2 separate regions of the Mus musculus genome follow, and region 2 is linked to region 1. Evidence: chromatin contacts called from ENCODE Hi-C or POLR2A ChIA-PET data. All regions are on one chromosome and are shown on one strand. The core of a region is the stretch at or near the end of the contact, and the rest is flanking DNA. Distances in the headings are between cores, read along the strand shown.

Region 1 (3,573 bases), core at 834-3,333:
CTATTAAAGGCTTTTGATTTTTAAAGCATATGGGAAATTCATATGCCCCAAGTGTACTGCAAAATAAATGAACTCTGTAATAGGTCTTTGTGTCTAATCTTAATCTTCTTTGTCTCCCTATCCACTTTTAATTCCTCTTCAGCCAATAATATAATGCATTTCTAGAATAAACTACAATGCTTTCAAGCTCTACTCAGCCCACACGAAAACAAAATAAATCCATGATAGGGGCCCAAGGGATTTGCTGGGACCTGCCTCCAAAACCCTCAGTGGCTGGTCTTCAAGTCAATCAAATACTTGGCAAAAGGCCCAACAGATGGAAAACAGATTTGAAACCAGCTAGCCTATACTGTATGACAATGCCTTTCTAAAAATACTGTGTATTTTACAAATCTGTAACAGCACTGAGTCTCTGTCTCTTTAATGAAAATAGAGTGACTTTCTTACACCACTATAAACGAAGGGTTTTTAGTGGCAGGAACATAAATTCTTTTCTGTAACAAAAATATGCACCATATACCCAGGGCAAAATAAGCAGCCATATAACCCTCGGGCATTTCTGTTATCTACAGAAGTACTGTCTGTCTCAGAGAGATTCAAAATTTAGATGGGACTACAATCACACTTAACTTTTAGGAATTAAAATACCTGTTACCAAAAACTACTTTGATGAGTAGTGACATGAGTGCTTTTCAGTATGAACTTTTGGAAAACTGAATGCAATTCTAAGTATCCCACACACACACACCAAGAAGTTAACACATGCCCCTAACATGGAGCCAATTTAATATTTAACACGTTGCACACCTTTCTCATAAACAATTCAAGGGATTACCCCAAAACACTATCACAAAAGTAAGTTGCCTATGTTACACTTCAGCCCTTCTAAATTGACTTACATCGAGCCAGAGCCATTCAGGTCAATCTGAAGAAGTGACACCACCGGTAGGAGGCAACCAAGAGGAACAAGCCCAACAAGAACAAAATTATGACAGATGCTAAGGGAACGCTCCAATTCTTGCCACCTCCTGCTTCTTTCACCTAGCCCGTGTAGAAACGTTTCTTAAATTTATCCCTCGGTTACAATCTGGCGCCGGCATTCAAACACTTCTGAGCGTGCTGCTACCAAAGTGAATTAGCGAAGGGAGAGGGGAGACTGTTGCCCCCTGATCGTAGGAGGGAGGAGATAATGCAAGGAGCGGTTGCTGGGAGACAAGCCATCCTAGCGTTTCCGAGGCCACTCGGTGTGCCTAGAACTCCAACCATGACAGTCTTCACTCGCATCCCTTGTTGGACAGCGTCGCTTGATGGATAGCGCTCTTGGTACCGGGGAGGCCCACGCGGTGCTGATGCTATAAAAAGCCCAGGGGGATAAGGGGAGAAAAGAAAAAAAGAGGCGGGCGGGGAACTTACCCAGTTTCTTCCACATGGCGAGGTGACAGGCGAGGAAACCTTTGCGGATGGCAGCGCACACCTTGGCGGGCTCGGACGAGGTGAAGCCTTTCTGCTTCTTGATGAAACCCCACAAGTGCTCCCGGGCAAACTGTGCCGCCTCCCGACCGCCGTGCCCGTCGCACACTGCAAAGAAGGCCACCGAAGAGCGGCGGCGACAGCAGCGGCCAGCGGGTAGCGAGGCCGCGGCGTCCGGGGCAGGGTCGCGGGCCGCCGCCGGGCCTTTTTCCGATGGCCCGACGCCGGCGAGAGTGGGGGTCGCCGGCAACCCGAGCGCCCGCCGCGGTACCGGCGCCGGCTTGTCCTCCGCAGCCGGCTCGGGCTCCACCACGATCTGAGTTACGTCCTCCATGTACTTCCTCCCGCCCTGGTCCGAGAAGACGCTCACTCCCAGCGAGTACAGCCCCGCCATGGCCGGCTGCCCGGGATCCCGCCGTTCCCACGCAGCCCGCCGAATTCCGAGGCGGGAGACACACTCGCCGCTCGCCGGCCAACTATTGTTTATCTTCGACGAAGCCGAGAGTGAAGAGGAGGCGGTCCCCGCGGCGGTGGGGGGGGGCGCGTGATGTCGGGACTTGTCCGCGAGAGCTGGGCCGGTCGAGTCGCGGGCGAGAGGAGCCGAGCAGCTGCGCCTGCGCACTGAACTCGCTCCCCGCCCGCCCGCGCCCACCATACAAATCAGACGTTCTTTCCCCCCCTTTCTCCTGATGACGTCACTCGGCTCGCTGAGACAGACCAATCAGGAGTCAAGAAGAGCAAGCTCGCCCCCGCCCTCCTTCCACCCCCGCATCTCTCTGCAACCGCTGATCTCGCTCGGCCCGCCGACCGGGGGAGCGCGCTCCTTGCCCGGTTTGTTTTCTCCAGCCTAGGGCTTCTGTACCCTGGGGGTTTTCCGCTGTTACTAAGCGGCTGAAGCCTCAACCTGTCATCTTTTTTTCCCCTTAAATCCCTAACGTGAGACTTCTGGCTTTTCCCCTTTGGTCCTTTTGCAGAGCCAGTTTTGCCTCCCGCGATTGTGGAAAATTTGCAGAGGTCAAAGGTAGACTTGACCTTCCACTTATTTCAAGCGAAATGGCGCGAAAATGCCCTGCAAAGTCGTTGGTCCGTGCGCTAGACCAGCGTAGCACGCGTGAACTGGCTTGGGTGGGACTTGTCCGGCTGGGAGTTAAGGGAAGCAGTCGGGTTTACTTAAGAAGACTTGGAATTTTCCACCGCCAGTTGCACAGCCCTGTTTTCCGCGATAACGTTAGGTCGGAGACCTGTCGGCGAGTTTAATTCCTAACACTTTACAGCCCTTTTTTTTTTTTAAGTATTTTGCATATTTCTTCCTCTTTTCAGCGTCGTTAATACTTTTTCGGACTCGTCTTGAATACAGCTATTACTGCAGAATCTAAGTTACCGTTTGGAAAAGGAGCATACAACAGGATCTCCATGCCCTAAAGACACGGTTATTTCCCTCCGTTCACAGAAGTTGACAGTCCCAACAACAAAATGAATGCTTTTAGACTGATTTCCACGAAATTGAAATAAGTTCTCGAGTGATCAACTTAATATTTTCTTAGCACCATATTCTTTTGAGGGAGTCAACGTGTTCCTTTATTATTTTCTGTACAGCCTTTGAGATTTCACAAAAAGCGTAATGGAAACTTATTTACAGCAGCATGGGAAATGCAAACAACAAGGAAAGGCTTTATGCTGGCCTGCCTTTCAACAACAGTTTCTATACCTCCCAAGACAATTCCTTTTAAAATTGTCATTAAATATTTATTTCATTTTCATTATGTGTGTATCTCTGTGGATGTTGTGTGGAGTCCCAACCCTCCGCCTACAACTGGAGTTACAGGTGGTTGTGAGCCAGATAGGCGCTCCAAACCAAAAAGCAGTGCAGGCTCTTAACCACTGAGCCATCTCTCCACTCCCCTAAAACAGCATTCTGAAATAACTGGGCCTTAACTTTTTTTAATTACTTTTTTTTTATGTACATTGGTGTTTTGCCTGTATGTGTGAGGGAGTCAGATTTCCTGGAACAGAAGTTACATACAGTTGTGAGCTGCCTTGTAGGTGCTGAAAATTGAACCTGGGTCCTCTGGAAATCCAGCCAGTGCTTCCAACCACCATCTA
Region 2 (3,270 bases), core at 334-2,833, 42 kb before region 1:
TAGGATTATAGGTGTGTACCCACCACACCCAGGAAGTTACTTTTCTTTTTTTAAGATAGGGTCTTACCCAGGAATTGAGGCTGACCTTGAACTATGCAGTATCTGAAAGTCAAGACAGTTCAGTCTTTGGCAGAATCTTCCTATAATTTATAACTAGGAGGAAAAGAGACAGAGAACTAAATGGGAACTATATAACACAGGATCACTTAGAAAAACAAATATAGGGCTGAAGAGATGGTTCAGGGGTTAAGAGCACTGACTGCTCTTCCACAGGTCCTGAGTTCAATTCCCAGCAACCACATGGTGGCTCACAACCATCTGTAATGGGTTATGAAGCGCTCTTCTGGTATATCTGAAGACAGCGACAGTGTACTTACATATATAAAAATAAATAAATCTTTAAAAAAAGAAAAATAAAGAAATGCAAATATAAAGCTCAGTGGGACATAACATACCAGCAGTTCCAGTTCCCAGGAGGCTGAGGCAAGGAAATTGCCTTGAGTTCAAGGGCAATGTAAGCCTGAGATTCTTAGTATTTTATTTTTAAAAATATAATAATAATAATAATAATAATAATAATTTAAAAAGCTGGTCACAGGTGGTGATGCATATGCATGCCTGAGAGGCAGAGGCAGGAGGATCAGGAGTTCAAAGTCAACCTTAAGGGCACAGCCATATAAAGACCAGATGGCCCATGTGAGCCTCAGAACAAATACACGTAACAGGATACCACTCTGCCTTCAGATAAATCTGTTGAGGACAGATAAAACTGTGTAGCCACATTTAAATAATATTTTAACCTCCAGCTATTGTAACGTAATCACCAGCGTGTAAACAAATTTGGAATATAAACTCGTATAATATAAGGAGCCTCTGGATTTTCCCACAGTCTAAGTAAGTCCCAGACCTTGACTATCTAATGAGTTTCTGAATCATAGAGGTGGTTTGGAGAGTACAGAGTCTGCTTCATTATGGTTAAAGGGGGACTGGCAACAGAACTAAAGATGTCTTACAAGGCTCAGGAAAGCCCACAGCCTAAAAGCATCACTTTTAAGAAGGGTTCACTGTACCACCTCATTTGAAAAACCCCAAACTGTTGATCCCCACATTCCTATACAACCCAAACAACCCATTGTCCCAACTAGTCCAGCTACCCCTTTCTTAGGCAGTACCTTTCACCAGACCCCTCAGTACTCTCATCTTCATTCCACCCTCTATTACCCGAACCAGTCTCCCCACCTCTGTCCTTTAAAGGCCTTGTCACTTGAGAACAGCTCCTCGAAAGCCCCTCGGGCCCCACTCTCCCCAAAGTCACGGGAACAACACTCCACACTTCACCTCCAAAGCCCTACCACCACTGCCCCCGGCCGCCCTCTGGCCTCTTGCCCAGCTCTCCTCCAGTTTCAGCACCTTTCCCCGTCAACTGGGGCTGGTCAAGCCCTGTTTCCTCATGCTGCCTGTCCCTTTCCCTCTCCAAACCTCCCCTAAGCCAAAGACCCGCCAGCCCTCTCACCGGCCGCTCCGCCGGTAAACGCTGTTCTCCAGCTTCAGGCTCACTGTTTGGAGTCTCCCTCGTGATTGACGGCTAGCACTTCCTACCACGCCTCGGCGGAACCACCGCATCAGCCAATCCCAGGAGCAAACTGGCCCCGGCGCGGCACCGCCCTTGGAGGTCAGCTTCGCCAACCAGCGAGTAGGAAAGAGGCGGACCCGCCTTCAGAATCCATCCAATCCGCTGGGGCTGGAGGGAAAACACAACAGTATGGAAGTTCGGGTGAAGCGGGTGGGTCAGGTTCGGTTGTGAATGCAGGCGGCAGGGGAGAAAAGGCAGGCGTGTCTGCGGGCCTGGAAGAGGCACCTTGGTGGATTTTCTGTTTTAAGGAAACGCTACATGCACCAAATACCTGCGGACCTCAGCCAGAAGTCTCCAGCGAGGAGCCCGAAGCCAGGTATACTGGTGTGTTTACATCGAATTCTCGCGACAGCTGATTTGAAGCTAAAAGCACGTGGACGTGGCAGCTGCCAATCACTTTTACCTGACCACTCAGGCTGCCCGAGCCCGCCCTCCACCCCGCCCGCGGCGCTGTGTTTACCTTCCGGGAGTCTAGGCTGGCAGTCCGTGTTCAGTCCCCTGCTGAGTACGTCTTGCTCTGAATAAGGGGGCCTGTAAGAAATTTTGTTGGAGTCCTTAATGGTTACTGTCATAGGAATGGATGTTCGTGAACATCTGGAAATGGAGAGGCCCCAGACTTTGGAAGGGGGAACTTGTTGCACAATATAGGGATCCATAGAGAGTCTAAGAAGACTACCTGGGGCTTTGCAAGATGGCATTGGATACGTCTTAAGGGTTCATGGAGTCTCAAGTAGTCGTAGGCCGGGAGCTCTTGCTTAAAGAAACCCACAATCACACTCCTAGCTTTCCCATATATCTTTCCCCTGAGCACCTAGTAACCTGTACCAAAATCTCTTTTTATGGGATTCCAGTAACACATGCACTATATTCCCTATATTCCCAGCACTGGTGTACATAACAAGTTCTAAGCCAGTCCAGTGCCACCAAGTTTGAAAACACTGTCCCTTCCAAAAAATCTTTTTTAATAAGATATAATTCTTTTAAAAATAATAAACGGGCCTGGAATTTGGACATGATGCTCCTGCCTAGATGTGGACTAGGCGGCTAGGTATGACCAACAAGGAATTCGTAAAAGTACCTTTGCCTATCATACAGGTTAAAGTAGACTTTTTAGGCATGTCATCAGTGTCAAGAGTTAGCTGGAGGTCGTGGTCAAGGCCAAAAAAACTCATTTCCATGGCCATATGTCTTAGTTAGGGTTTCTATTGCTGTGACGAAACACCAAGACCAAAAGAAACTCGCTGGCTGGGCAATGGTGGGGCACTCCGAACTCCGAGCACTTGGGAGGCAGAGGAAGGCAGATTTCTGAGTTCGAGGCCAGCCTGGTCTACAGAGTGAGTTCCAGGACAGCCAGAGCTACACAGAGAAACCCTGTCTCGAAAAAATAAACAAACAAAAAACTTGTTGAAGAAAGGCTTTATTTGACATACAGATCCTAAGTCCACTGAGGGAAGCCAAGACAGAAATTTAAACCAGGCAGAAACCTTGAGACAGGAGCTGTAAAAAGGCCTAGAAAAAGTACTGCTTACTGGCTTACTACTCATGGCTTGCCCTGCCTGATTTTTTATAGACTCCAGGACCACCACTCCAGATACAGCACTATCCACCATGGCCTCAATCACTAATTAAAATGCCCT

The links. Hi-C counts contacts between places; a loop is a spot of excess contacts on that map. ChIA-PET counts read pairs that join two places held with the same protein, here RNA polymerase II (POLR2A).
Region 2: a loop to region 1 is called in a map of heart, with 7 times the contacts of the local background. The contact joins the promoter of Bcas3 here to the promoter of Ppm1d in region 1. A Hi-C loop is called at or near these places in 13 of 37 maps with a recorded cell type or tissue (CH12.LX, T-helper 17 cell, T-helper 2 cell and 3 more). POLR2A ChIA-PET finds 5 or more read pairs at or near these places in 4 of 5 experiments (Patski and embryonic stem cell).

The regions. Positions count from the first base shown.
Region 1 is chr11:85,309,764-85,313,336 of GRCm38, reverse strand. Ppm1d (protein phosphatase 1D magnesium-dependent, delta isoform) reads right to left here and starts at 2,083. Exons shown (of 6, transcript NM_016910.3): 1 at 1,414-2,083. The coding sequence starts at 1,864.
Region 2 is chr11:85,351,477-85,354,746 of GRCm38, reverse strand. It overlaps Bcas3 (breast carcinoma amplified sequence 3), which reads right to left and starts at 1,583. Exons shown (of 24, transcript NM_001166643.1): 1 at 1,514-1,583.